Regions from separate parts of the Homo sapiens genome. Here region 1 is linked to region 2. The links are chromatin loops, found by intact Hi-C in ENCODE. Cell type or tissue: mammary epithelial cell. All regions are shown on one strand. Links, peaks and the distances in the headings refer to the core of each region. The heading gives the core; the rest is flanking DNA. Region 1 overlaps CHRDL1 (chordin like 1). Region 2 overlaps TMEM164 (transmembrane protein 164).

The links. Hi-C counts contacts between places; a loop is a spot of excess contacts. Peaks named below come from ENCODE experiments on the same cell type or tissue, not always from the same donor. Only the 100,000 strongest peaks of a DNase experiment are listed, where the experiment ranks them.
Region 1: a loop joins it to region 2, with 8 times the contacts of the local background. A loop is called at or near these places in 1 of 110 quality-filtered maps.

What each region holds. Positions count from the first base shown.
Region 1 is chrX:110,660,359-110,675,977 of GRCh38, reverse strand. CHRDL1 (chordin like 1) reads left to right here. Exons shown (of 12, transcript NM_001143981.2): 12 at 1-2,122. Among named protein-coding and RNA genes, the nearest start is that of CHRDL1, 130 kb to the left of the region's middle. RefSeq lists an enhancer at 6,948-7,713. In mammary epithelial cell, for the core only: a CTCF peak has its summit at 10,107 (motif pointing right); no DNase peak of the experiment used is centred there.
Region 2 is chrX:110,151,264-110,166,882 of GRCh38, reverse strand. The region is part of intron 5 of TMEM164 (transmembrane protein 164); the gene reads right to left. Among named protein-coding and RNA genes, the nearest start is that of SNORD96B, 66 kb to the left of the region's middle. RefSeq lists an enhancer at 5,755-6,288. In mammary epithelial cell, for the core only: a CTCF peak has its summit at 6,226 (motif pointing left); a DNase peak (open chromatin) is centred at 5,952; H3K27ac peaks cover 601 bases.

The DNA of each region.
Region 1 (15,619 bases), core at 8,745-11,244, 510 kb before region 2:
CTAGTTTCTTGGAGAATCACATTTCTTTACAGGTTAAAGACAAACAAGACCCCAGGGTTTTTATCTAGAAAGTTATTCAAGTGAAAGAAAGAGAAGGGAATTGCTTAGTAGGAGTTCTGCAGTATAGAACAATTACTTGTATGAAATTATACCTTTGAATTTTAGAATGTCATGTGTTCTTTTAAAAAAATTAGCTCCCCATCCTCCCTCCTCACTCCCTCCCTCCCTCCTTCTCTCTCTCTCTCTCTCTCCCTCCCTCTCTCACAGACACACACACACACACACACACACACACACACACGCACGTCCACACTCACATTAAACGAAAGCTTTATTTGAAGCAAAGCTAGCCAAGATTCTACGTTACTTTTCCCTTGACTGGATCCCAAGTAGCTTGGAAGTTTTTGTGCCCAGGAGAGTAAATAACTGTGAACAAGAGGCTCTGCCCTTAGGTCTTTGTGGCTGTTTAAGTCACCAACAATAGAGTCAGGGTAAAGAATAAAAACACTTTCATAGCCTCATTCATTCACTTAGAAGTGGTAATAATTTTTCCCTAATGATACCACTTTTCTTTTCCCCCTGTACCTATGGGACTTCCAGAAAGAAGTTAAATTGAGTAAAATCATCAGAAACTGAATCCATGTAAGAAAAAATAATTGTTGAAGAAAGAAGTTGATAGAATTCAAAAAGGCCATCTTTTTGCTTTCACATCAATAAAATTTACCAAGTAATAGATCAGTACTCACTAATATTTTTGAGACCATAGTTGTCTGGTCAGAAAAATTATATTAAATTAGTAAATTCTAGAAGCTCTTTAAAAGGGAAGTTTTCCTTCTTCTCCAATTATAGGAGTTGATTTTTACTTTGCAAAGTGGCTCGGTCCTCATGAGCATCTGCATGTTGACTCTTCAGTTAAGAAAATTGTTGTTCATTTAGGGAGGTGGATATTCTGATGAAGATCTTTATCCTAAACCTTCCTACTATCCTTGTCTTATTCATCAAGCAGATATTTTAGTCAAGAATTCCAGAGAAGGCTGCTCCTAAAATGTCTACTTGCAGCCCAATACCAGAGCATAAACTATCCATTCTGGGGTCTGGCTTTAGAAATCATCTTTGTGGGAAGACCTAATTCTTCACAGCAAGGATCTCAGGCATGCCTTCTAGATTTGTTCCCTCTGAGGGGCAGGAATGAACTGTAGAAATGTTTTAAGGACCCAGAAACCCCATATGTCTCATTCCATGACTATAGGTGAGAGAATTCTTTCCTAAGAGGGTTTGATACCAATAGGGGAAAATGTAAAATGTTCAGTCTTTATGACAACCTGGCATAAAGGAGTCAATTCTTATGAAAGAGACACAAGGGCCTTATGGCCAGGGTTTCTTGGGACAAGACTCTCACCAGCACATCACACACGTTCTCCTTGGAAGAGAGAAGCAGTACATCCCGGTTGAGAGGTCACAAAGCATTAGTTTGTGTGTGTGTGTGTGTGTGTGTGTGTGTGTGTGTGTGTGTGTGTGTGGTAAAGGGGGGAAGGTGTTATGCGGCTGCTCCCTCCGTCCCAGAGGTGGCAGTGATTCCATAATGTGGAGACTAGTAACTAGATCCTAAGGCAAAGAGGTGTTTCTCCTTCTGGATGATTCATCCCAAAGCCTTCCCACCCAGGTGTTCTCTGAAAGCTTAGCCTTAAGAGAACACGCAGAGAGTTTCCCTAGATATACTCCTGCCTCCAGGTGCTGGGACACACCTTTGCAAAATGCTGTGGGAAGCAGGAGCTGGGGAGCTGTGTTAAGTCAAAGTAGAAACCCTCCAGTGTTTGGTGTTGTGTAGAGAATAGGACATAGGGTAAAGAGGCCAAGCTGCCTGTAGTTAGTAGAGAAGAATGGATGTGGTTCTTCTTGTGTATTTATTTGTATCATAAACACTTGGAACAACAAAGACCATAAGCATCATTTAGCAGTTGTAGCCATTTTCTAGTTAACTCATGTAAACAAGTAAGAGTAACATAACAGTATTACCCTTTCACTGTTCTCACAGGACATGTACCTAATTATGGTACTTATTTATGTAGTCACTGTATTTCTGGATTTTTAAATTAATAAAAAAGTTAATTTTGAAAAATCATCTGTAGTCTTGTTGCATAAGTAATTGACTCTCTGGTCAGTGCTGACCTTGGACAGGGTAACAAGTCATGGATGGGTGCGGTGGTTTCACAATAACCTTGACATTCTTATACTATAGCATGGTGGTTAAGAGTGTGAACTTTGCAGTCAGACTATTTAGATTTTTAAGCCCAGCTCTGTACTTACCAGCCGTATTTGTCAGTCTTTCCAACTATAAAATGGAATAACAGTGATATTATTTCCCTTTGCCTGCAATCTTGCAGTGAGTTTTAATTTAGTCATTGCATATAAAGTGATTAGAATAGTGTCTGGCGCATAGTAAGTATTCATTTATGACCATGGACATTCATGGATGTCGTGGCACTGAAAATGGCTATTGTTTTCTGACCTCCCTTTAGGTCAAGATACTTAAGAGATTGGGTACAGAAGGCCATTGGGTACAGAAGGTTTCAATGTGGCCTCAATTTTGGTCTGCTGCTCACATTATTTTTTTACAGGCATTTGTATAGGGATCAGAGTAAGAGTTTTGTCACATATGTTGATCCAAACCAAATTCCCTCAAGCACCCAATACTAGCTAAATTTGTGCTATCACAGAAGCCAAAATATGAGAGTGCTTCAAGAGAGTAGTCAAACGTGTCATGTCCTGCTGAGATGTCAAATAATATAGAGACAGAAAAGTATACATTGGTGTTAGCAACACAGAAGAAAAGTGTTGGTGTAGTGATTGGAACAGAAACCACATGGGAGTGGACTGTAAGAAGTGTGTGGGGAGATGAGGAATTGGAGACAGCAGCTAAAGACAACTGTTTAGAAAAGTTCTACTGCAGAGTCTGGAGAGATATGGTGAAGGAAGGAGCTGGAGAAGGATATGAGGTCAAAGGAAAGCCATTTTGTCTTAAAGGTGGGAGCTCTTTGGCCATATCTGAATATTGGGTGGGGGGCAGGGTCCTATAGAAAGGATTGAAAATATTGAGGAAAAAGAGATTATCCTGTCATGTGAGATGCATAAGAAGCCATGCCTCCATGCTGCACCCCTGGAACTCACAACAATTCTTGACCCACACCCTGGATGGAATTTTGGCCTCTGGTTGCCAACACTCATGCTGAGCTACGCGTAGTCCCTCTTTACACCCAGCACACTTTCTTCTGGAACTTTGGGCTATAGATCCCAGTATTGCTCCACCTCCATTGAGGAAACTGCAAATAACTCAAACCAGAGAGCTTGGCCCTCTTTCTCTGCTTAGCCACATCAGAATTTCACCCAGTCCTGTCAATTTGGTCTCCTAGATGTAGAAAATGTTTACAGGTTTTTCTTCCCTATAGTCTCCACTTATCTGCCCCCACTGTGATTCCCAGGAAGCACTGACAAGTCCTGTCTGTTACCACATGTTACCACCCTTTCATTCCTTTCTTGCTTTGACCCTTGAAGAAGATCAGAATATGACACCCCAAAATGTGACACTTTGGCAGAAGGATTATTTTGACCTGCAGGAAATTGAGAACCAACAGATGTAGAAACAGTTCTCTGCCTTCCCCTTATCTGCCTAAAAGCAGGGGGATGAATTTCCCTTTGAGAAAGGTGCTCCCCTAATATGGTTTGGGTTTGTGTCCCCACCCAAATCTCATGTCGAATTGTAATCCCCAATGTTGGAGGAGGGGCCTGGTGGGAAATGATTGGATCTTGGGGACAGATTTCCTCCTTGCTGTTCTTGTGATAGTGAATGACTTCTCATGATATCTGGTTGTTTAAAAGTGTGTAGCCCCCCCCCCCTCCTCTGTCTGTTCCTCCTGCTGTGGTCATGGAAGAGATGCCTGCTTCTCTTTTGCCTTCTACCATGATTGTAAGTTTCCTGAGACCTCCCCAGAAGCCATCATGCTTTCTGTACAGCCTGTGGAACCATATGCCAATTAAACCTCTTTTTTTGAATATAAATTACCTAGTTTCATGTATATCTTTATGGCAGTGCAAGAATGGACTAATACACCCCCATTCATACCAGGGAGAGAAGAGTGACTCTAATCATTGAAGATTGGAAGTCAACAACAAGAAGAGTTTGCAGAAACAGACTGCTATGGTTTGGATATGGTTTGGCCTCACCAAGTCTCATGTTGAAATTTGATCCCCAGTGTTGGAAGTGGGACCTAATGGGAGGTGTTTGGGTGATGGAACAGATGACTCATAAATGGCTTGGTGCTGTCCTTGTGGTAATGAGTGAGTTCTCACTCTTGGTTCCTTCGAGAACTGGTAGTTAAAAAGCCTGGCCTCTCCTCCTCTGTCTCTTGCTTCCTGTTTCACCATGTAATCTGCACACGCCAGCTTCCCTTCTTCCACCATGAGTGGAAGCTACTGGAAGCCCTCACCAGAAACGGTTGCTGGTGCCATGTTTTTTGTACAGCCTGCATAACCATGAACCAAATCAACCTCTTTTCTTTATAAATTACCCAACCTTAGGTATTCCTTTATAGCAACACAGACTAAGACACCAACCTTACCAAACTAGCCCTTACCCTCCATTAGTTCCCCTGTATATTTTCTAGTCACTTTCCTACATTTTATCCTCCCTTGAATCCCAAACCTTTCCTTTGTTAAAAGGATGTAAAGGCCCCAAGTGTAACCACTTGAGTTTCACTTCCTTTTTATGAATTTCTGTACATGTAAATATTAACAAAAATTGTGTGCCTTCCCTTCTATTAATCTGTGTTTTGTTAGTTTAATCCACAGGCTCCTAGTTACTGAACCTAAGAGAGTAGAGGAAAAGTTTTTCCTCCCCAACACCTACTTCCATGATGGGCTCTGCTAGAAAAAAAAAAAAAAAGTCCATTGACTGCCTGTATGGCTACACATATCACCACTGCTGCCAACTGTGCTATTCCTGGTAGGGGCTCTTTCTGCTGGTCTAGAGATGCCACCACAGTGGTGATGCTCTGGAATCCTCAGCGTTCCCAAATGGCACCAGATCCTGTGCACAAGTAGAGAGAGTACCCTCTTTCCTCCCAACCTGTGATGTTACACTTTATCACCTTACATGAAACCAGTTAACAAATAGTTCTTGAGTGTGTATTGTGTGCACCAAAGCAGGGTCTTCCTGTGTCCCAGAGTCTCACAGTTTTTTGTGCAAACAAGTCATTCAGATTCTACTTTTATCCCTTTTATCAGGGCTCGCTTGCCAGTATGCAGAGTCTGTGCTGAGTACAAGCCTCCAAGACAGACATATTACTGTTTTCCAAATTCCTCTTCTTTTGTGGGTACATGTACTGCTTCCATTCCCCTCTGAAATCCTCACATAATTTGACATCAAGGGGCCCACCCCACCAGCCTAGCAAACATGCCCAGACACCTTTGAAAGCTCCACATGGGAGAGGTAGCTTCTTGAATGCAGAGCTCCACCTACAGAACACTGTCCCCCAAATATTTCATATGCGTGTACAACTTTGTGCCTTTGTATATGCTCTTTCCACCACTACAGTGTTCTTTCTTCTTCTGTGACTGGCAAACTTCTACTCATCCTTCAAACATCACTGCCCCTGTGGAACCTTGCCTGCTCACCTCCTGGTTTGCCACCATGTTCCCTTTCTCCTTATATACTGTATCTTCCAACCATGGCAGGCAACTCCGGGATCCTGGAACTTACCACATTCTCAGGACTTCTGAGCCTTCATATACAGCTCCCTTTGCCTGGAATGTTTATTCCCTGATGTCTCTACTTAACAAACACCTACTAATTGTTAAAAGCTCATATTGCTCAGCTCTGAAAACTTGTCCACCTCCTTCAGGCAGGTTAGTTAGTTCTTCCCTACCCCATGCTTCCAGGAAATAATCACCAAAGTATTTTTCCTGTGCCAACCACTATAGTAATCAATTGACATTCATGTTTTTTCATTTAATCCTCACCATAGCCCTGTGTGGGAAGTATCATTATTGACCCTATTTTAGACTTGAGAACATTGAAGGCATTCACCTTTTACATGCCATTATATGTAAAAACATGAAATGTTTGCTCAGTCATGGTCTCCATGATTAGATTGGAAGGCTCTGAGAAGTTAGGGACCCAATGTCCAGCACGTCCAGACATTCAGTAAATATTTGCCAAGTGAAGAGTCCATCTGGTGAGATTCTTTCTCCATTTGGGAGAGCAAGCAGTTCAGGGAATACATAAATATGCAGAGGCTAGGCAGATTTTCAGGACATTTTCTCTGTACCCTACTCCAAAGAAAACTAATAAAACCTGTGTTAATAAGTACAAATGAAAAAAAGGTCTTATTTGCTTTGTAAACTGATTTGCCATAAGATGTCTTTCAAAATAAATGATAAATATTAGATTTATACATCGATTTTTCTAAATGCTTAAAGCAAAATGTCCTTGCATGTGTGGCATAGGCTTCACAGTAATACTAAGCTGTGAAGGATTTTTGCTAAGACTTCAATATTGTGGATAAGTAATATCTATATTTCTACATATGCTATCTATAATATATAATATTTATAATAGCTATAATATATATTACAGGCTGGACATGTTAGCTTATGCCTGTAAGGGAAACATAGTGGGACACCCATCTCTACCAAAAATTTAAAAAATAGCTGAGCATGGTGCACATGCCTATAGTCCCAGCTACTCAGAAGACTGAAGCAGAAGGATCACTTGAACCCAGGAGTTCAAGGCTGCAGTTATCTATGATCATGCCGATCATGCCACTGCACTCCAACCTGGGTGACAGAGCAAGCTCCTGTTTCATATATATATATATATATATATATATATATATATATATAAATATATATATAAATATATATATATATAAAACAATACTTATATATCTTTATATCTTTCTCTCTGTGTGTATGAATACTTACGCTCCAACGTGGTGTGTATGGAGCCTTCACAAAATGGCCCACACAAGAGACCCAATGCCTGACTTCAAGTTAATGTAGACAGAAGGAATTCTAAATTGCCTCCCAGTATAAGCAGTCCCCAATGTAAGAATAACATATTGGCCAAAAGTTTAGAATTCAGTATGCATTTTCTTATTGAAATATCATTCTATTTGATCCTCAGATTCCCAGGCCAGTCCACACAAGTCTCTTGAACCCTGAATGTAGCCAAGTTATATATAGTACTAATTAGTACCCGCTTAAGCTCCATCCTGGGGGCAGGGGCAGGTGGTGAGGAGAGGAGTGAGCAGGGAGTTTCCTCTCACTTTTCTGGATGGGATGGATGGGAGGGAGGCAAGGCACAGGTCCTAGGCAAAACCTCAAAGAAGACAAAGTTTGTACTTGACAGCTTCCTCTCTCCATGTCATCATGCACTCTCTGGATTCTCAGTGCCCTCATTCCTCCCTTCAGATCCAGCTATCCCACCTGCCTTGTTCCACAAAGAACCTCAGGCTCCGCCATTAACCACCTCACACAACAATCAAAACCTAAATCCCTCCAGGGCAGCTGTCTGGCATTAGGAAGGAAGCAACTTAAGTGAAATAAATGATAATTGCTTAACCCTCAGATACCTTTTCACTTTTAAATACTTTATTATTCTTTATTACCCTCAAAATGCATTCCCCAATTACAAAAATAAAGGCAGAGGGCTAAAGTGAGTGAAAACCTTCTGGCAGTGGAAGCAATAGAAGGGAGTTTTGGGAATGAGAGGGATGAGATTTTGGGTGATGATAGAAGTAGGCAGCACCAACTAAATAGGCCATACCTGTCCTTCCTAAGCATCTGTAATGTAATCCAGGCCTTCTCCCCTTACAAAGAGTGCTAATGTTATTCCTGCTCTTCCGACTTTCTCTTTCTTTCACTTCTGAACCTGCTACTTCTCTAAAATGCCAGGGGTTTGGGTTTATTGTGAGATGTAGCAGCTTGCATGGCAGCCAGAGGCCCTGGTGAGGAGGAAGGGGCTGATGGTCTACACGTGTTCCTGAAAACTGTCTGTGCCATTGTCCTCTGGCATTCACGTGGGCGTTGCCATAGGAGGGAGCAGCTCAGAGAGGAATTCTGAAGCTCTGGAATGCATCCGCATAGGGAGCCCTCTTCCTCAAGAGGTAAGTGGGGGAGGGGAAGGAAACGCTGCAGAAGGGCATTGGCCCTTTTCAGTCCTTCAATAAACCTGTTTACCTCTGTTCAACTTATCACCAAAATTAATAACAAAATAACTTTGGGGTCAAAACTATTGAGAGGTTCACTCCAATCAGGGAATCAGGAGAAGACAGAGTTAATACACGCAAACAATTCGTATTTCTTGTTTCCTACATCTCTTAATCTTCGTTCCCTCATCTGTAAAATAAGGATAAGAATAATCTCTATCCCATAGGTTTCTTGTCAGGCTTAAATGAGTTAATAAAGTGTTCATGAGAGTGACTGATGTATAAATGCACAGTAAATGCCTTTTAAAAAAATTAGACCAGGTGTGATAGCTTATGCTTGTAATCCCAGCAATTTGGGAGGCCAAGGCAGGAAAATCACTTAGAGACCAGCCTGGGCAACATAGCAAAACCCCATCTCTAAAAAAGTTAAAAATAAATTAGCTGTGTATGGTGGCACATGTCTGTAGTCCCAGCTACTTGGAGGCTGAGGCAGGAGGATCACTTGAGCCCAGAAGTTCAAGGCTGCAGTGATCATGCCCACTGCACTCCAGCCTGAAGGACGGAACAAGACGCTGTCTCTAAAAAAATAATAATAAATAAAAATAAATTTAAAAAACTAGGTGAACACTTTGTTCATGATCTCTAGTAGTTAAAAGAAAAAGGAAAGCAGTCTCAGGCTGGGTTAACTTCAATCAGACAGTGGAACTTAAGCACGTCTTTGAAGGAAGTGCCAACCTGAGATGGCCAACTAGGAGAAGCCTTTTGGGGGGTCCTGGTATAAAACAGAAGAGGAGACTGTCCCTGCAGAGCTTCAGCCAAAACTTAGTAAGAAGAAGAACCTGACTTTAGTGCCAAAGAGAGGAGGAAAAATCTACACACTAGAAATTGGGAGTTGTGGCTGTTGCATTTAGTTTTACTCACATGACTACAAGGTGGGAAAACTGGTTAACCACACTTTTTTTCCAAAAAAAAAAAATGATCTTGGGGTTGTTTTTGACCATAATTTCAATAAAAACCCACAATATAACACGTGACATGGTTATTTCCAATGTTCATTTACTCATAGGCTATAATAACAGAAGGGCTTTCATTCATTCATCAGCTATTTACGGACCACATACAGTGGGCCAAGCACAACACTTGCTTCTGGGGTTCCAATGGTGAACAAGATAGATGCAGTATCTGCCCACATGGAGGTTACAGTCTACTAAGGAATACAGACACTAGACAAGTTATAACACGTGTGATGGGTAGTATGAAAGGGCGAGTCCAAGGTGCTGTGACTAAGTCATGGGGACTTGTCCTCATCATGGAGAGACAAGGAAGACCTTCCAGAGGAAATGACACTGAAGGTGAGACTTAAAGAAGAGTTAGGAGATGGGGTTCCATACCATATTTTGTTTGAAAACAGTGTTTCACTGCCTTAAAAGAGTTAGAACACCATTGGACTAAAGCGTTGATTCTTCAGGTAACTTCTGTTATAACATAGGTGCCCCTGGTAGAGACAGCTGGTAACCCCTATAAATATTTCCCTATAAATAAATTCCACCAAGGAAAATAAAAAGCACAGCCTTAGGGGGTTAGAGCACAAGACAGGAACATTTTGATAGAGGGAAGGGATATAAATCTGAAGTATTACCTGAAAAGTCAGGCTTAAATATGGCTCTCCAAGGGGAGATGAGGGAATCACTTAGGTGCTGGGGTGGGGGCAGTGGTATACCAAAGTGAGAAGTATTTTATCAATGACTGTTTAGAATTGCCAGCATGTGGTTATAATAAAAGTCTGACCAACTTTAGTCAGTTTTAATATTGTTTTTAAATTATTCATAAACAATGCACCTGCTTATTGACTGAACCCTGTTGGAGCACTCTCCACCACCCCCCACCACCACCCTGCATGCCACTAGATGGCAGTCACACAGAAGTTGGAGAAAGGCAAACACTAGTAGTATTCAGCCCAGTTTTCCGGAGCCCTTTGCTCTGCAATTCTAAGAAAATCAGCTCTCTGGAGTACCTCTTGGGATATGGCCTCTTCTCAAACAGCTGAAGTCATTATTGTACACTTGCCGTGTTTGTGCAGGGGAAAGTAGCCACTTATGGCCCTGAACTCATGTCAGGCAGAGGGGAGAATTTAGGCAACTATCTGGTTGTCAGGCAACCAAAAACCCCTTCTGCAAGGACTAACTGATTGTTTTCTCAAATGTCCCTTTTGCTTTGGTTAGTGGAGACCTAGTCTGAGTATGATTACTCTCCTGGATCTGAAACAAAGGCATAATCACATGGGGTAGGATTGGAAAGGACCAGATATTAACCCCAAGCCACAGACAAGGGGATGTCTGGAGCAAGACAACAGGCTTGAGAATGCTCTGATGCAATGCAGTGGGTAAGGAGGAGGGTGTTTGGGTGAAAGGAAAAGGTCAGTTTGCATTTGAAGTCAAAACTGTGGCCTATGGGATGCCCTGAAGTTTCGGAAACTGAGGACAAGCTCCAAGAATATTGAGACATTCTGGCAAGTTTGGAGAGGGAACCCCTCCAGAAAAACACAGACAATTCGAGCTGATTGAATGGCTTTGGATACAAAATGGGACTCTGTGTTGGATGAGAGGGGAAAGTTTGTCAGCAAGTATAGGCGAAGGAGGTTCTGGGACAGAGCAAAAGGAAGGGAGGACCTCAAAAGTAAAGGAATTCTAAACGTCTTTTCAAGATTGTAGTCTGCTAAAGTTTTGGGGTAGATATGACTATCTCCTTGTCCTCCCAACAAACTAAGAAGTAGACAAATTTGGTCTTGGCCACATATTTTGCTGTCCCCTCCTACCTTTTAGCTCCCATCTCTGGTGCTCAGCGCCCTCTTTTTTCCCTTGGAGTGTTTTCCAACATTGGTAGAAGTTGGAGAACATTTGGGGTTTGGCTCTTTGGAGTGGTACTAACCAAGCAATAATTCATCTATCAAAGTTTGACTACTATTATAAGTATAAAAACTGTCGAATTCCTGAAGCACACATGGCACCCAAAAGACTAATTCTAACCCACTAGACCTGCTTGGAGCCATTGCTGATCCCCACTCTGCTTTTAGGATGAAAGTGTTCAATGCCCTACCCTGAAGCAAGCTGATTAATTCAGGCTAATGTGTTAATGACTGCTAATACGTTGATGCCCTACTAAATGAAACATTTGTACCCTATGAAGAAAGGTCTTTGTTTAATTTAGTGGTTCCTAAACATTTTGGGTCCATATAACTTATTTTATCAATCAAAACTATCTGATTATCCCATGACAGTAGTTGCACTCCTAGTGTCTGCTGATTGAGAAAATATATAATGAAAAAGGTTACTATATAATAAAAAAGTTACATATGCAGAAGATTTTTTTCCTTTATTAATCACAACAGTACCCATGTATGATTGAGAAATAGTAGCAAACGTGTGTAAGATATATTTAATCAAAATAAAAGCCTCGTTCACAAGCTGATTTGCAGGTTTCTCACATAACTCCTTGGCTCCCCAGAGTGTTGTGGCCCCAGATTAAGAACCACTGTCTGAACGAGAACAAAAATGATTGAAGCAGAAACTTTAAATCTCTTTTAAAGCTTCATACTGAAGATACTTTAATGTCAGGAGGGTAGGATAGAGCCTCTCCCCAGTACCTCACAGATGTATTTTCTGTAGGAGGTCTGGGCAGGGCTAGTTAATAGCTAACAAAATAAAAATAAAGTAATGTTCCTGTTTCAGGGAGCCACCCTAAGTGCTCATGTGAATAACTTCCACAGAGACCAATGAAGCTGGTGGAACATTCAGGGTTTAACTTTTGGAAGTAGAGATTGCCAAACAATAGGCCATTCATTAAAGTTTGGCTACCATCACAAATACAAAAGAATCAATTTCCCCAAACAGGGCTAATGGAGAAAACCCACACAACTCTGTGAATATACAAAAACCCGCTTAATTGAACACTTTGAAGGGGTAAATTGTATGACATATGAATTATGCTCAATAAAAGTGTTATTTTAAAAACAAAATGAGTATCATCAGGAGCACTTAGTTCAACACACTTGCCAATATTAAGTTCCCCATATCTGAGCACCTTGTACCTCCAATATCCAGGGCCTGTGAATTTAGGCTATCCTCAGCTCCGCAGAAGGTTGACTCTTACTGATATTGTCTATCTGCCTTTGTATATTCTGAGAGGAGATGATGATGATGAAAAACATCAGATAGTAAAGGAGAGTGGAGGGGTTAAAACACCAACACTGAAATCAGTCAGCCTGGTTCCCTGTCCTTGCTGTGTGACTTTGGGTATGTCAATGCATCTCTGTGAGCTTCATATTTTAAATCAATGTGTTTTATCACATTGCTTGCTCCTGCCTCCTGACATTGCTTTATATAGAAGTGTTTTCTTTCATCTCTGAATATTTGAATATTTTCTAGATATCTTTGTTATTGAATTTTAATTTATTCTATGAATATCATTGAATGATTTCTATTCCTTTAAATGTCTTCTTTTTTGCTACTTTATCTATATCTATATAGTTTTCATTTTAGATTCAGGGGTACATATGCAGGTCCCACAATATGCCCTCTCTTGGGTATATGTGTTCCATATACACTTGGAAAGAATGCATATTCTCCTGTTGTTGGGTGAAGTTTTTTACAAATGAAAGTTAGGTCAAGTGGTTGATAGTGCTGTTTTGGTTTTCTGTATTTTTTTTTATTTTTATATTTTATTTATTTATTTATTTTATTATACTTTAAGTCCTAGGGTACATGTGCACAACATGCAGGTTTGTTACATAGGTATACATGTGCCATGTTGGTTTGCTGCACCCATCAACTCATCATTTACATTAGGCATTTCTCCTAATGCCATCCCTCCCCCAGCCCCCCACCACCTGACAGGCCCTGGTGTGTGATGATTCCTGCCCTGTGTCCATGTGTTCTCGTTGTTCAACTCCCACCTATGAGTGAGAACATGTGGTGTTTGGTTTTCTGTCCTTGTGATAGTTTGCTTCGAATGATAGTTTCCAGCTTCATCCATGTCCCTGCAAAGGACATGAACTCATCCTTTTTATGGCTGCATAGTATTCCATGGTGTATATGTGCCACATTTTCTTAATCCAGTCTATCATTGATGGACATTTGGGTTGGTTCCAAGTCTTTGCTATTGTGAATAGTGCCACAATAAACATATGTGTGCATGTGTCTTTATAGTAGCATGATTTATAATCCTTTGGGTATATACTCAGTAATGGGATTGCTGGGTCAAATGGTATTTCTAGTTCTAGATCCTTGAGGAATCACCACACTGTCTTCCACAATGGTTGAACTAATTTACACTCCCACCAACAGTGTAAAAGTGTTCCTATTTCTCCACATCCTTTCCAGCATCTGTTGTTTCCTGACTTTTTAATGATTGCCATTCTAACTGGCATGAGATGGTATTTCATTGTGGTTTTGATTTGCATTTCTCAGACGACCAGTGATGATGAGGGTTTTTTTCATATGTTTGTTGGCTGCATAAATGTCTTCTTTTGAGAAGTGTCTGTTCATATCCTTCACCCACTTTTTGATGGGGTTGTTTATTTTTTTCTTGTAAATTTGTTTAAGTTCTTTGTAGATTCTGGATATTAGCCCTTTGTCAGACGGGTAGATTGCAAAGATTTTCTCCCGTTCTGTAGGTTACCTGTTCACTCTGATGGTAGTTTCTTTAACTGTGCAGAAGCCCTTTAGTTTAATTAGATCTCATTTGTCTATTTTGGCTTTTGTTGATGTTGTTTTTGGTGTTTTAGTCATGAAGTCTTTGCCCATGCCTATGTCCTGAATGGTGTTGCCTAGGTTTTCTTCTAGGGTTTTTATAGTGTTGGGTCTTACATTTAAGTCTTTAATCCATCTTGAGTTAGTTTTTGTATATGATGTAAGGAAGGGATCCAGTTTCAGCTTTCTACATATGGCTAGCCAGTTTTCCCAGCACCATTTATTAAATAGGGAATCATTTTCCCATTTCCTGTTTTTGTCAGGTTTGTCAAAGATCAGATGGTTGTAGATGTGTGGTGGTATTTCTGAGGCCTCTGTTCTATTCCACTGGTCTATATATCTGTTTTGATACTAGTACCATTCTGTTTTGGTTACTGTAGCCTTGTAGTATACGTTGAAGTCAGGTAGCATGATGCCTCCAGCTTTGTCCTTTTTGCTTAGGATTGTCTTGGCTTTGCAGGCTCTTTTTTGGTTCTATATGAACTTTAAAGCAGTTTTATCCAATTCTGTGAAGAAAGTCAGGGGTAGATTGATGGGGATAGCATTGAATCAATAATTTACCTTGGGCAGTATGGCCATTTTCAACATATAGATTCTTCCTATCCAAGAGCATGGAATGTTCTACCATTTATTTATGTCCTCTTTTATTTCCTTGAGCAGTGGTTTGTAGTTCTCCTTGAAGAGGTCCTTCATATCCCCTGTTAGTTGGATTCCTAGGTATTTTATTCTCTTTGTAGTAATTGTGAATGGGAGTTCACTCATGATTTTGTTCTCTGTTTGTCTGGTATTGGTGTATAGGAATGCTTGTGATTTTTGCACATTGATTTTGTATCCTGAGACTTTGCTGAAGTTGCTTATCAGTTTAAGGAGATTTTGGGCTGAGATGATGAAGTTTTCTAAATATACAATTATGTCATCTGCAAACAGAGACAGTTTGACTTCCTCATTTCCTAATTGAATACCCTTTATTTCTTTCTCCTGCCTGATTGCCCCAGCCAGAACTCCCAACACTATGTTGAATAGGAGTGGTGAGAGAGGGCATCCTTGTCTTATGCCAGTTTTCAAAGAGAATGCTTCCAGTTTTTGCCCATTCAGTATGATATTGGCTGAGGGTTTGTCATAAATAGCTCTTATTATTTTGAGCTACGTTCCATCAATACCTAGTTTATTGAGAGTTTTTAGCATGAAAGCCTGTTGAATTTTGTCAAAGGCCTTTTCTGCATCTATTGAGATAATCATGTGGGTTTTGTCATTGGCTCTGTTTATGTGATGGATTACGTTTACTGATTTGTGTGTGTTGAACCAGCCTTTCATCCCAGGGATGGAGCTGACTTGATCATGTTGGATAAGCTTTTTGATGTGCTACTGGATTCAGTTTGCCAGTATTTTATTGAGGATTTTCGCATCAAAGTTCATCAAGGATATTGGCCTAAAATTCTCTTTTTTTGTTGTGTCTCTACCAGGCTTTGGTATCAGGATGGTTCTAGCCTCATAAAATGAGTTAGGGAGGATTCCCTCTTTTTGTATTGATTGAAATATTTTCAGAAGGAATAGTACCAGCTCCTCTTCGTACCTCTGGTAGAATTCGGCTGTGAATCCATCTGGTCCTGGACTATTGTTGTTGGTAGGCTATTACTTATTGCCTCAATTTCAGAGCCTGTTATTGGT
Region 2 (15,619 bases), core at 5,250-7,749:
CCTGCATGTGGCCCTTGGGAAAATCCCAGTGAAAAACCAGTTTTCTTCTAAAAGAAAACAGAAACTTAAGCACTTTCAAAAAATTAAACATACAAAACCTTTTTCTCCTTTAAGAAAAAATGTGACATTTTTTGCTAGCATCTTATATCCCAGGAAGAGAGAAGCATGTCAGCTGTAAAGGTAGGGGAAAACCTAGATAATAGCTTTTTCTAAAATCAATTTCTGCCAGAAGCAAGTTTTATGAGTCCTGGGAAAGAAGTCAGTTGCACCAGCAGCAGCCAAGACTGATCCCCACAGGCCTCCCAGGGGCCCCTTTTCTCATCCTATAATCCCACCCATGAAGGACTTATACTAAGGAGATGAGACTGGGCAGTGTGACATCCCACTCTCTAATCTTCTTCCTGCTTCCTTCAACTCACTCACTTATTCATGGTACCCATTCACTCAACATCTACAGAGTCCACATTGGGAGTAAGACTCCATGCCAGACAGTGGAAAGAAGGAGGCAAAGATGGTGGTCCCCACTCTTGGGAACTACCTGCGTTTACAAGTGAATAATGCAATGGTGTAGTTAGGTAAGTGCATTAAGTAACAGGGACACTGAGGAAAAGTAGCTGGAGAAGATGACAGTTGAGGTGAGCTTTGCAGAACCAGAAGGGGTTAGGGTAGGGCCTTGAAGGAAGGAGAGGTTATAGCCTGAGAAAAGCTGTGGAGACATGAAACAGCATGCTGTTTGTGTGCAATTAGAAGGAGTTCTGCGTTACTGGAAAGGAGAGAACTTTGTGAGAAGGGACACATGTCAGGAGATGAAGCTGGAAAAACATGCAGGTGAGGCTGGGTCATGAAGAGCCTTGTTTGCCATGCTGGGAACTTGGCCTTTATCTTATATACAATGAGAAGCCACTAAAAGGTTTTAACAAGGAGAATAAAAAGGTCAAATTTATGTTTCAGCTACCTAGACTGCTCTAGCAGCAATGTGGACAATGGACTGGAGAGGGACAAGACTGATGACAAGTTCAAATGGTACTGCAGTGGCATAGAGGACTTGGCAATTTGTCAGACAGGAAGGAGACATCTAGACTAACTTCCAGGTCTATGGCTTCAGTAACTGAGAGGAGGTAATTTAGAGAAGAGATGAGCTCAGGTTGGAGCATGCCAGCACTGAATGCCTATCCACTACACCAGCAGATGTCTCCAATAGGCTGTTATGTCCAGGTCTAGTGCTCAGGAGAGGGAGATGGCCTGGAAACAGGACTTGGGGTATGGATAAGATCAATGAGAAAGAGTCCACAAAATGTGATAAAAGGCTGAAGGAGGAAGCCTGGAAAATAGCAACAGTTAAGTGGCTAGCAGAAGGAGAAAGATCCATGAGAAGTCAAGAATGAAGACAAAATTAAAGAGGCAATCGTAAAGCTAGGAGAGAGGTGTGCTGGAAGTCAAAAGAACATCAAGTTTCAAGAAGGAAAGGATCAATAATGTTAAGTGCTCTATTACTTGCACCAACCAATAAATAAGGTAGCCACTTGCCACATGTGGCTAATTACATTTAAATGAATTAAAATTAAGCAGAATTAAAACTTTGGTTCCTCAGTCACATCAGCCACATTTCATATACTCAGCAGTCACATGTGCCTGGTGGCCACCATATTGGACAGTGCAGAGATAGAGTATTCCCATCACCACAGAAAATTCCACTGGGAACACACTTCTCTATAGGGGTACAGTAAAGGCAAGCACTTCCACTGGGTTTGGCAACATGCCGATCACTAGTTAGTAATCTTTGCAATAGCCGTTTCAGGAAAGTAGCAATGCAAGAGCTGGATGAGGAAAGATGAAGAGTTCTCTATGTGTACAAGGTAAGGAAGGAAATTCCAGGAAAAGGGAACAGGATAGGCAACAATCACAGATAAATCATTAGCTCAATTCCTATGTTCTCAATCTCTTCTCTGAATGTTCCCTTCACCCTTTTGTTGTTACCCAACCTACCTCTCCTTGCCTGCTTCATCTGTGGCCCTCTAAAGTAGTGACTGATTTTTCTCCTTTGGCCCATGTAGGTAGAGTGAATAACTTCTTTCTTTTCATTGTAGTCCTAGACGAGTGGCCCTCCCTTCTCACTAAAATCCTACCACTACCATACTGTACCACCCGCTATCCTTCCCTTTCACAGTCATCTACAGACATATGGGTCATGGCCCTCATTCCTTTAGTACCTGGCTCACTACCACTCATCAGATTTCTTGTTAATTTCAACATGCATCTAGATGAACCTTCCAGCATCCTGGTCTGTCAGTTCCTCGGCCTCTTGTTCTCAATGACCCTGCTCTCTACCACATCTCAGCCACTCATTATCATGGTCGTGCCTGAGACCTTATAATTATGTATATCTGTAGCCCCTCCCTAATCTCCAAGTCAAGCATTCCCACTTCAACCACCACTTCTACCTTTCCAGCTCACTCCCGATAACCATGACCCCAATACTTCTTTGACCCCACTGGAATCTGTGATCCATTGGTCCTACCATCTTTTTACTGTCCCTCATGGCTCCCTTTTCTGTCCTTAAATTCCATGGCCCATGATTCTAATTATCCCTTGCATACGCCTTTGACTCCATTGTTCTTCTCATTATGGAATGATACTCAGCTGGAAAAAAAACCCAGCCCTGGTTGAATCCAAAGCTCCTCCTCTGCCTTGCTTGTCCCTCACAGCTGAATGTACTAGAGAAAAACAACAGCGCTGACTGTTCTCACTTCAAATTCGTGATCACAAACCTCAAGTGCATCTTTCATGTTGCCAGGCAATCATACTGTATTTCCCCAGTCCATTCACTCTGTCACGCTCCTAGGCCACAAATTAATATTTTCTCTCTTCTCGAATCTTTAATACTTCTATCCCATTTTCACTCTCAGATATTAACCTTGCTTCCCACTTCACAGAGGAAAAAAAGAATCAGACAAAAACTTCCATAAGCTTCCACAATCACATTTACCCATCTATCTGCATCAGTGCCCAGTATGGTCTTCCTTCACTCCCCTGCTCCCTGTCACCACAGATGAACTGCCCTGTGTCCTAGCCAAGGCCAGCATTTCCACTTGCATCCAGATTCCATCCCCTCTCCCCTACTCAACAGCATCACTCCAGTCACTGTTTCGTCATCTTATGTCAACAATTTCTTCCTCTCTACTGGATTAAGTCCATTAGTGTATAAACGGAAAGTACTTTAATAGCTCCCGTTCTAAAACCAACAAGTCAACACTTGACCTCACTTCCCCATCTGGCCACTACCTCACTCCTCTGCTCCCCTTTATAGCTAAATTCCTTGAAATAATTGTCTATGCCAGTGCTGTCCAATGTGGTAGTTACTAGTCACATGCAGCTGGTGGGCACTTGAAATGTGGTTAGTTTGAACTTGAGATGTGCTGTTATTATAAAATGTGCACTGGATTTCAAAGGAAATCCAGGAAAATATCCTGGTAATAATTTTTATATTGATTATATTGGAATGATAAAATACTGGATATACTGGGTTAAGTAAGATCTATTATTAAAATTAATGTCACCTGTTTCTCTTACCTGCTTTTAATGCGACTACTGGAACATTTGAAATTACATATGTGCCTCACATGTTTTTATTGGACAGCACTGGTATACTCCCTACCTAGAATTCCTCTCTCTTACTGTTCTCTCTTAAACTCACTCTTATCAGGCTTCCCTCCCTCCATCAAAACAGCTCCCATTAAGGTCACAAATGACTTTTTCATTGCTAAATCCAATGGCCAATTCTCAGGCCTCATCCTATGTGCCCTGAGGACAAAACAGGGTGAGGCTAGAGGCTGGGAAACCAGTTAGGTGGCTGTTGCAATAAACGAAGTCAGGGATGATCTGACCTGAACTAAAGTTGGAGTAGTGGAAATAAATTTGAGAAATGATCAGAAGGTCAAATTAATAGGATGTGGTCACTGATTGGATGGGGGCAGGGATAGGAATATAGACCAATGATTGGCTTTAGATTTTTGGCCTGGATAACAAATAGGTGATGGTATCACTGAAAAGGATGGGGAACATCAGAGAAGGTACAGGTTTGGGGATAGGGAAGAGAATGACAAGTTTGGTTCCTGACAACAATGTATTCCCATCTTTGGTACTCTTTAAATGAGATACCTCCATTTTTAGCCTTTGTAAGCTGTGGCTGCCTAAAAGATATCTCAGCATGGCACAACCCCAAGATGATCGTGAATATTTGATTCCCCATTCTTAGCCACTGAGTGTAGGCTCAAGTCAGGTTTCCCCTCATCCAGGCATTTGACCAAAAAAACCTATCCTCTATTCTGTTTACTGTACTTGGAAGTGGAGGATGTCCTGGGTTAAGTGTTCACAGGGAAGGTCCATCTTGTCAACCTCCCATCCTAAGAGGCTGGAGAGTCTACCCAGGCCATGCTTCACCCTGGAAGAGCCTAGTTGGGGCTGACTGGCCACCCAGCCTGTGGCTAAGGCAATTTAAAGACCCACCTTCATCCATGAGGATCAGAGAGGCAGCCCCCTGACAGTAGTACACAGGATGAGGGCCCTGAATTGGCAAAGAATCCAACAGGTGGACCTGACCTAGCAGAATATGCACTGAAGTCCAAGGACCCAGGTCCCAGCTTCTACTCTTACCTACTCTTACCAAGCTGCTGTGTGACCTTAGCTGTGTCTCTGCTGAGCTTTACGCAAGGGGGAGCCAACTCTTGGATCATCTGAGGCAACAAGGTTTCAACTCGTTCTGTATCAGAATCCGCTACAGCAGTGGCTTTCAAACTTGAGTGTGGGTCAAAATCAGAATCTCTAGGAGGGCTTCTTAAAATCCAGCTTGCTGGGCCCTACTTCAGAGTTTCTGATTAGAGTTTCTAGTAGATCTAGGGTGAGGCCTGGAATCTGGAATCTGAGAATTTTTATTAATAACAGGTTCCCTGGTTAGGCAGATACTACTATTCCAGGGACCACACTTTGAAAACAACTGTCCTAGGGAAGTTGTGGAAAATGCAGCTTCCTGGGCCCTGCCCCATAGAGTTGAATCCAGGAAGTCTGAGTGGGCCCTGGAATCTCCACTGTAGTAACAAGCGCTTCAGGATGATCCTGATGCTTGGGTCCTCCAACCATATAGGAGAAACACTGACTTAGAGGGAATCCTGGAGCTGGAAGATGAACCAAGAGACCTGGGAAAAGCTGCCAGTGAAGGGGACAGAGTCTGGCCAGGTGTGAGGAGCAGTGTCTCCTGGAAGGTGAGAAAATTAAGGCAGAAAACACTTGACTTAACCATTTGCTCCCACAAAGGACTCCTGAGCACCAATCACTTCTTCCTCAGCAGGGACAATCCAGTGGTCTTCAGAAACTCACCTACCCACCTGTTGCACAAGGCTCAGCCCTTCGCCAATCAGTCAAATCCCTCAGGTCCCCCCTCATCCACTAACCCTTTAGGAGCCTCAGGATTTACCAGAGTTCCTATACTTTCACCTGCCCTTACCTGACCAGTATAGTGGAGCAGGGAAGCCTCATGGAAGAGGGGAACTTCTCTAACATCCTAACACTAGCTAGATGGGAGGGGCAATGGGCTCAATGGTATGGAGGAGAAACAGGAAACTCAGCCTGGATACTGATGTCAGCATGACCTTGGGGCCAGTTTTTGAGCTGCCATTGGCCAAAGTACTTCCGCTTTAACTGGTCCCAGAAAGTAACTAGCACAGGAGGTCCAATCCTCATCCTCCAGAAGATGAGCTGAAAGCCCACTCAAGAGAGAGGTGGCCTGCCTAGAACAAACAACACTGAGGTTCTTAACCCCAGTTTCTTGAAATGTCCTCCAAAAACATCTGAATTGCCTGTATTTCAAAACAGCCTTCTCAGGCAGGCACGGTGGCTCACGCCTGTAATCCCAGCACTTCGGGATTCAAGGCCAGCCTTGGCAACACAGTGAAACCCCACCTCTCCTAAAATTACAACAATTAGCTGGGCATGGTGACGCATGCCTGTAATCCTAGCTATTCAGGAGGCTGAGGCATGAGAATCCCTTGAACCCAGGAGGTGGAGGTTGCAGTGAGCCAAGATCACACCACTACATTCCAGCCTGGGTGACGGAGCAAGACTCTGTCTCAAAACAAAAAAACAAAACAAAACAAAAAAACAACCTTATTACTGGGTGTCAAGCCTGAGGGTCACTGCTCAGCAATTCTGAAACAAGAGCTCCCTCTAGTGAAATAGAAAGGGATTTCCCAGCAGACTTGAAGCAGGCCCTCCACCCCACCCCCTGCACCCCAGCAGCCTGGGGAGACCAAAGGACTCCTTCTCAGAACAGTGTTTGAAATGCATAAAATAAAAGCCAAAGGAATTCAATTATATTAAAACACAGTTACCAAAATATTTTTAAAATTTTGTAATATACTAATTATGTTTCTTTATAAATACATTTAATCACAAGATCTAGCAGCAGGCCTAATAACTACCATCACTTTCAAAGCAGATGAGCATAAACACTATCCTGAGATGGCCGCTACTACTGAAATGTGATAGGAAGCCATCTGTGATTGCTACTGACAACAAAGACACAGGTAGGGCTAATACCACTGGTGCTTGTTGTCTGCGTTCATGTGCTACATTTCTGCTAGAGGTCAGTGAAAATAAAGATGTGACTTCCCCCCATTCAAGTGAATGAACCCCTTAAGATCCTATTTGTGAACCCCAGGTTAAGAACTGCTGCCGAAATGAAAACAAACACAACCAACCAATCGAAACACATCACAAGGATGAAGAGAGGGGAACTCCTGAGTTGTGTCACCAGCTGTAGGCAGGACCAAGCTGTGGGCCTAAAGCTGTGTGGGCACTTTCCTCCAACCACCTTGTGGCTGACTTCCTCCCAACCCATCCCACTAGAACCTCTGGAAGCCCACCACCACCACTGGCCTGGGGTGTTTATGATCAACCAATCTGTCTATACCTGCCACCTTTCCCCAGAATGTCCCTTTCACCTCCTCACCCTAAGGAACCCTGGCTGTCCACTGAGGGTGTGATTTCTTCCACTAACAGCTCTGAGAAGGCTGTTCTTTTTTAATCCTTCTATTCCTGCAGCAATTTTTTGTGGGGGAAGGGAAGTTGAAGATTCCTCTAGCCCTCCATTATTGCTTCTAGACGTTTACTCTTCCCTCGTTCTCTTTCAAGATTCAGTTCCTCCTCTTTGTCACTGTCACCTGTTGTTGGCCTCCAGGTCATTGAATTCACCTCAGATCAGTGTCACTTAGCTTACCACCTTCTTTTATACCTTTTCCTGATGGCATTCTGGGTGATTTTAACATCCATGCAGGCACCTCTTCCAATACCCTAACCTCGTGGCCTCCTGAACCTCCTCAACTCTACAGGTCTACTCCACCGCACTAACCACAACCTGCCTTCTGTCATCACTTTGAACTGCCCCGCCTCTGCTGGGATCATCTGACCACAACCTCCCGACAGTTCAGCTTTCATATCCTTATTCCTACTATGCGCATGCCCCTAGACCTCCTCGTGACCTGTGATCCCTTGATGCTCCTTACCTCCCTCCATAGAATTCCTCCTTGTTCCCCAGCTCTCTTCTAGCCTTTCTTCCACACCAGCTTGGACCCCATGGCCTCGAACTCTGACACCAGCACTCTCAACTCCCTGGTGGGAAGCAGAACTCTTCATCCCCCTCTCCCCACACTTCTATCTATCCCCTCACTAGATCATCCCCAAAGGGTGGCTTACTAAAGGTGAGAACCTAAAAAACTGCTCAAACCACATTTTATTAGATTAGTAGGCAGGGCCACAGTATATTGGCAAGCTGAAACCATACTAATAATAGCAAACAACTTATATACCACCATTACATGACAGGGACTGTTATAAGCACTTTATATATTAATACATTAAGTCATTTAATGCTAATTACAACCACATGAGGAAGTACTGTTATTATTTTTATTTTACAGATGAGAAAACTGAAGCTTGGAGAAGGTAAGGGAACTTGGCCAAAGTCACACAGCTAGTAAGGAGGAGAACCAGTATTTGAAACCAGGTAGTCTAGCTTTGTAATGGGCAGCATGTGTATTTCGTCGTGCACATCTCAGCAGAACCTGTCTCTCTGCATAGCCAGGCCTCTTCACTTTCCTCTCTAGCTTCTCAATGCCTTTGATAGGGTGGAAAGTATGGGGGGGCCTGTGCTACACATCTAGCCACATTATATTCTCTAGGTACAGAGTGGGAAGCTCACCTAGATGTTGAGAACAAAGCTGCAAGCTCTCGCCCAGCACTAAAGATACTGGATGCCTGCTCAGCTAATAATAAAGTGCTGCTCTGTCTCCCATTCTGCTATTGCTCCTTGGGTGACCTGTCCTTGGTCAGAAACCTGAAAGCAATACAGTGCGTTGCAGGATTACCAAAACTCTCCAGAACCCCTCAAACATCCCTCACTTTCTAGATTTTCAACAATACTGACCCTACTTACAAAGCCTCAACATTGGACGGATCCCTCCAGCCAGATGTCCTGCACCTCCACTTAGGCTGCTGAACCCCAAATGGGGTAACCGTACAAACCAGTGCCAGAAAAATCCACGGATTCTTCTTTCAGGAGGGCCCCACAGTGCCAGTCACCAACCTTCTAGAGCTATGTTGTCCAATAGCCACTAACCACATATGGCCATTTAAATTTCAATTCAGGTCAGGCAAAGTTGCTCTCACCTGTAATCCCAGCACTTTGGGAGGCTGAAGTGGGTGGATCATTTGAGGTCAGGAGTTTGAGACCAGCCTGGCCAACATGGTGAAACCCCATCTCTACTAAAAATATAAAAATTAGCCAAGCATGGTGGCATGTGCCTGTAGATCCAGCTACTCAGGAGGCTAAGGCAGGAGAATCGCTTAAACCCGGGAGGTCGAGGTTGCAGTGAGCCAAGATCTCGCCATTGCACTCCAGCCTGGACGGCAGGATGAGACTCCATCTCATCAATCAATCAATCAATCAATCAACCAACCAATCAATTTCAATTCAAATTAATTAACCTTAAAATCGAATGAGAAATCCAACTCTTCAGTCCCCCCAGGCACATTTCAACTGTTCAAAAGCCAAATGTAGCTAGTGGCTACCATGTGGAATAGAACAGATATAGGATATATTCATCATCACAGAGAATTCTATTGGACAGTGTTGAGAGAGTCTAGGCTTATCTCCTTCTTCCATTTCCCACAGCACTTATTTCTCTTGTCATTACCCTTCTCAATCCACCACCAAACCCCTGTCATTCTCAGCAGTTGTCATCAACTTGTAATTCATCCACTCCCCTTTCTCTCTGGTACCTTCAATGTTCCCTGGCTCTACTGGGCTTCAGTTTAGCATTTGAACATGCTCAGCCCTGGGGCAGAGAGAAAGGGAAAAGGAGGTGAAAAGGAGAGAAAGGGAGGGGGAGAAAGGAGGAGGAGAAACACCCTCCCTTGGCTCTGTAACACCCTTAACCCCTCCTTCCTTAATGCCCTTAACTTCTTCCCTGTAATTCCCACTTCTCTGAGGACCTGATTTTACTGTACCTCTTAGATCCAACATGGCTTGGCTAATACCACTTTGGGAAAAATTTCTACTGCCTTAGTTTTCAGGACAACCAGCCTCTCCTTCTATCACTGATCTTTCCTGCAATCTCCTTACACTCTTCTTCTTCTGTCTACTGTTTGCAAGTTGATGTTCCCCAAGGCTTTCTCTAAGTCCTATTTTATCCCTACCTACATAGTTACCCTGGACCAGCTCATTCATTCCAATGTTTTCATCTACTAGTTCTATAACCACTGATACTAAAGTCAGTGTCTAGTCCAGATTCCCCTGAACAGCTCCAGAATATTTTATCCTAATGCTTCCTGGGCATCTCAACCTAGATAGCCTATAAGCACCTCAAACTCAAGTAAAATCATCTTCCTCGCTGCTATGGTCTGAATGTTTATGTTCCTCTCCTCAGATTCATGTTGAAACCTAATGGTCAATGTGATGGTATTAAGCGGTGGAGCCTTTAGGAGCTGATTAGGTCATGAGGGTGGATCCCTCATGAATGAGATTAGTGCCCTTATAAAAGATGCCCAAGGAAGCCTGCTTGCCCCTTCCACGTGTGAGAACACAGTGAGAAGACCCCATCTAGGAGGAACAGGCCCTTACCAGACACTGAATCTTCTGGTACCTTGATCTGGACTTCCCAGCCTCCAGAACTGCGAGAAATACATTTATATTGTTTATAAGCTACTCAGTTGATAGCATTTTTGTTGTAGCAGGCCAAAAAGACTAAGACACTCTCTAAAACATGCTCCTTCCTTCTGCGCCCTCTTCTCAGTTAATGATACTCTATCCCACCCAGTCACTCAGGCCAAAATTCAGGGGCCTCACGGATTTTACCCGCATCCTTATTCCCATAGCACCTCAATTACAACAATTATTAATCAACATCTTTAATAAATAAAATAAATCAATATCCAATATTAATTATCTTAATCTCCCGAAAAGATGTGACTACTGCCACCTAGTGGCAAAATACAGACAACTAGAAATGGTGGTTACTGCATATTATAATAAAGTATAATAAAAGTACAAGGAGAAAGGCACATTAAGGAATACATGCCCTTGGCTGCCTAGGAAAGTCAGAGACACCTCCAGAGAGGAGGTAGTACCCTTGAGCTAACTTGCAAAGGAACACACGAAGTTTGCCAGGTTTCAAGTAGAATAGATAGTATGAGCCTGGACACAAAGCAAGGAAGGCTGGGCAAACCTGTCAGCAGATAAGTTTATTCAGAAAGTAAAGTAATGAGCTGGGCACAGTGGTATGTACCTGCAGTCTCAGCTGCTTGGGAAGCAGAGGCAGGAGGATCACTTGAGCCCAGGAGATCCAGGCTGCAGTGAGCTATGATTGCATTACTGCCCTCCAGCCTGGACAACATAGTAAGACCCCATCTCTAAAAAAACAAAACAAATAAAAACCAGAAGGTAAAGTGATAGAATCGGAGTCTAAGCAATGAGAAATGAGGCCAAAGAGATGGACAAGAATCAGACTGTGAATGGTCTTGAATGCTATGCAAAGAAGTTTGGTCTTCATCCTGGATGGGATTTTTAAGCAGCTGAGCAAAATCAGATCAGATTTCCTCTTTCCTTAAAATGGTCACTCTGGAGACTGTATAGAGGATAGCCTGGGTAGGAGGTAGGGGAAATCAGGGGGCAGGGAGAGGAGAGAGGAAGCAAAGTAGTCCTGGTAACAGAGGCTGAGAGCCCACAGTCGGACAGGGGTGGTGAGGATGAGGAGGAAGGGCCAAATTTGCAAACAATTTTGAGAATTTAAACTGTCAGAACTTCTGAACTGATTGGTAAATGGGAAGACGCAGAGGAAGAGATCTAGGATGTTGCCTACATTTTTTGCTTTGGTAGTGGATGGAGAGTAGAGCCACTAACCAAGACAGGAAACAGAGGAGGAAGACAAGCAGGATGAGAGAAGGGGTACAGAAATGAGGAGTCTAATTGTTATTTTTGAAGTACCTGTACTGCTTCTCAAGCCTGTGTTATCTCTATTGATGAAGAACACCAGGATCTATGGGGCAGGCAGAGCAAAAGAGCCCAAGGAGAAAGAACCAGAGAAGTAGGAGAACCAGGAGAAAGAGGTACCCTGGAGCTCAAAGGAGAAACAAGTGTCTCAAAGGAGGGAGGACCAGTAATGTTACATCCACTGACAAGCATGCTCTCAGTTCATGCAAGGTTCTGCGGCTTTAGAACACAGCAAGGCACAATCCTGACCTCTAGAGACGGCAGTCTAGTTGGAAGAAAGATGAATAATTAACACAAGGCAGAACAGTGGGTAATTAATAATTATACAAACCCAATACATAGTATTTACTATGTGCCAGTCATTGTTCTGTATACTCTTCATGTATCAGCTCAGTGAATCCTCATAACACCCTATGAGGTAGGTACTATTACTACCCTCATTTTGCAAGTGAGAAAACAGACACAGAGAGGTCAAGGTACTCGACCAAATGCCAGAACTAACTAGCAAGTGGGATAACTAGGATTTGTACCTACAGTCTGTCTGAATCCAGCGACTCCATGGACAGGCAGCATAGAGGCATCTCTGCCCACCTGGTTTCAAACACCAGTTTAAACTCTAGTGCAGGCCAGGCACAGTGGCTCATGCCTATAATCCCAGCACTTTGGGAGGCAGAGGCAGGCGGATCACTTGAGGCCAGGAGTTCCAGACCACCCTGGCCAACATGGTGAAACCCTATCTCTACAAAAAATGCAAAAACTAGCCGGGCGTGGCAGCATGTGACTGTACTTCTAGCTATTCTGGAGGCTGAGGTGCGAGAATTGATTGAACCCGAGAAGCAGAGGTTGCAGTGAGCCAAGATCAGGTCACTGCACTCCAGCCAGGGTGACACAGTGAGTATCTGTCTCAAAAAAATAAAAATAAAATAAACTCTAGTAAAGGGACTCCTAACCTTGGTGGTACTATGCACTCCTTGGGCAGTCTGGGGAAGTGTAAAGGCTCTCTCTCAGAATAAAGTATTTAAGTATACGAAATAGAATATATAGGATTATAAAAGAAAATAATCATGTTGAACTATAGTTATCAAAATGCTTTTAAAAGGCACATCTGTTTTTAAATTTTGAGGTAATGATGAATGCCAATGATTTTTTGAGATATCTGCAACAACTCTAACATAAGAGGAAAATAAGTGTAATTTACATTAACAACAGCATGCCAAGTGCTGCTAATGTAACTGTGGTTTGTTATCTACATTCCTTACTAAAGGATATACCACAAAGTCGGCCCTCCATATCTGCAAGTTCCGCATCTGTGGATTTGACCAACCACAGATCAAAAATATTTTTTAAAAATGAAAATAACAATAGTAAAAAAAAATACAAATAAAAAACAGTATAACAACTATGTATATAGCATTTACATTGTATTAGGTATTATGAGTAATCTAGAGATGATTTAAAGCAGGGATGTCCAATTTTTTGGCTTCCCTGGGCCACATGGGAAGGAGAATTGTCTTGGGCCACGCATAAAATACACTACTGATAGCTGATGAGCTGAAAAAAAATTTTTTTCAAATATAATGTTTTAAGAAAGTTTACAAATTTGTGTTGGGCCACATTCAAATCCATCCTAGGCCACAGGTTAGACAAGCTTCCTTTAAAGTATACAGGAGGATGTGTGTAGGTTAGATGCAAATACTACGTCATTTACATTAGGGACTTGAGCATCCTTGGATTTTGGTATTTGTGGTGGGGGAAGTCCTAGAACCAATTCCCCATGGATACCGAGAGATGACTGTATTTCAGTTGCAGTTAATGGACATAAAGATGTGATTATTTTTCTCATTCAAGGTCATGGGCCTCACGTGATGTACTCCCATAAGTCTAGTGGACACTGTGGGAATTAAATGAGATCAAGATCACACATGTAACAAACCCAGTGCCTAGTAAACATTAGCTTGTAAGATGTATAATAAATTATGTGCAATTTGCAGTACAGGAATACATCCCTGAATAGAAGGTCATTCATTCATTCATTCATCACCTACATACCAAGAAGAAATGAAAAATTCCTGTCCTCAGGGAGACCAGCATGTAAAGACTATACTGTGAGGATGACAAAAATGGGAGGAACAGAGGCAGCTGGCGGGAGCTGGGGTAGAATAGTTACAGAGGGCTTCTTGGAGAAAGTAACTACTGACATGAGTTTTGACAAATGAATGTTTCTAGGCCCACAGCTGGAGAAGAGCATTCCTGGCAGAAATCACAGCATTTTCAAAGGCACAGAGGCATGAAAATTGGATAAAATACTCAGGGAACCCCAAGGATTTGGGTATCACCACAGTGTACAGTATAAAGAAGGGAGTGTAAAGACATGAGGTTGGAGAAGGGGTTGGGTATCAGGTCATACGGTCTTGTGCACTGGGGAAGATGGGGGGCCACTGAAAGCTTCCAAATGACAAAGAGCTATGATCCTATTTGAGCTATAGAAGTAGCTCCAGGAATGGGCTTAGGGGGAGCAAAGGAGGCTGGCTGGAGAGAGATCACACAGAGCCAATTATCATCATTGAGGGAAGAGATGTGCAAGGCTTGGCCCAAGGTACTGGTCCTAGAGATGGTAAGGAGAGGATGAGTCTGAGAGATATTTAGGAGGTAAGAGCAGGAGGACCCAGTGATTTCTCCACACAGCAGCCAATATGATCTTCTCCACAAGCAGATTGGATCATGTTGGACTATTTAATAAACAGTGTGGGGACAAATGGGAAGCCAGCTGGAAATAAAGTTGGATCTTTATCTTGCACTGTATATCAGGATATATTCCAAGTGAATAAAAGACTTAAATGTAAAAAATAATAATAAAAGGAACTATAAACATACCAGAAGAAAATATGGGATATATATTTTTTATAACCTTGGAGTAGTAAAGGGCTTTCTAACCATGACTCTAAATTCAGATGCCATAAAAGATAAATTACATAGAAAGGTAAAAATTCAGCTGGGCAGGGTGACTCATGCCTGTAATCCCAGCACTTTGGGAGGCCGAAGTGGGCAGATCACGAGGTCAAGAGATCAAGACCATCCTGGCCAACATGGTGAAACCCCGTCTCTACTAAAAATACAAAAATTAGCCGGGCGTGGTGGCACGTGCCTATAGTCCCAGCTACTTGGGAGGCTGAGGCAGGAGAATCGCTTGAACCCGGGAGGCGGAGGCTGCAGTGAGCTGAGATCACGCCACTGCACTCCAGCCTGGCAACAGAGTGAGACTACGTCTCAGACAAAAAAAAAAAAAAGAAAAGAAAAGAAAAAAAAAAGAAGAAGAAAAAGAAATTTTAAAATCCTGCATGGCAAGAATAAAACATTAGCAAAGTCAAAAGAAAACACAACTGAGGACAATATCTGTAGCTCATATCATAAAGGGTAAACTGTTAATATTTATATGTAACAAGCTCTTAGGATTCAAATTTTGTAAAAAGGCCAACACAATTGAACAATGAGCATGTGATAGGAGCATGTAGTTCAAGGAAGAGGAAATCAAATGCCAATTTTATTTTATTTTATTTTGTTGAGACTGAGTCTCACTCTGTTGCACAGGCTGGAGTGCAGTGGCACAATCTCGGCTCACTGCAACCTCCACCTCCTGGGTTCAAGCGATTCTCATGCCTCAGCTTCCCGAGTACCTGGGAATACGGGCATGCGCACCACCACACTTGGCTAATTTTTGTATTTTTAGTAGAGAGGGGGTTTCGCCATGTTGGCCAGGCTGGTCTCGAACTCATGACCTCAGGTGATCCACCCACCTCGGTCTCCCAAAGTGCTGGGATTACAGGCTTGAGCCACCATGCCCAGCCAAATGCCAATTTTAAATATGTAAAAAGACACTTGGCTTCACTCAAAGTGAAATTAAAATTAAAATCGAACTGATATACCTTTTTTTTTTAACCCATCAGATGGGCAAAAATCCAATTTGGTGAGGTTGTGTAGAAACAGACACTCTCATACATTGCTAGTAAACATTTAAACTGGTACAACTTTCATGGATTTGGAAATATCCAACAAAAATACAAATGCATATACTGTGATTCA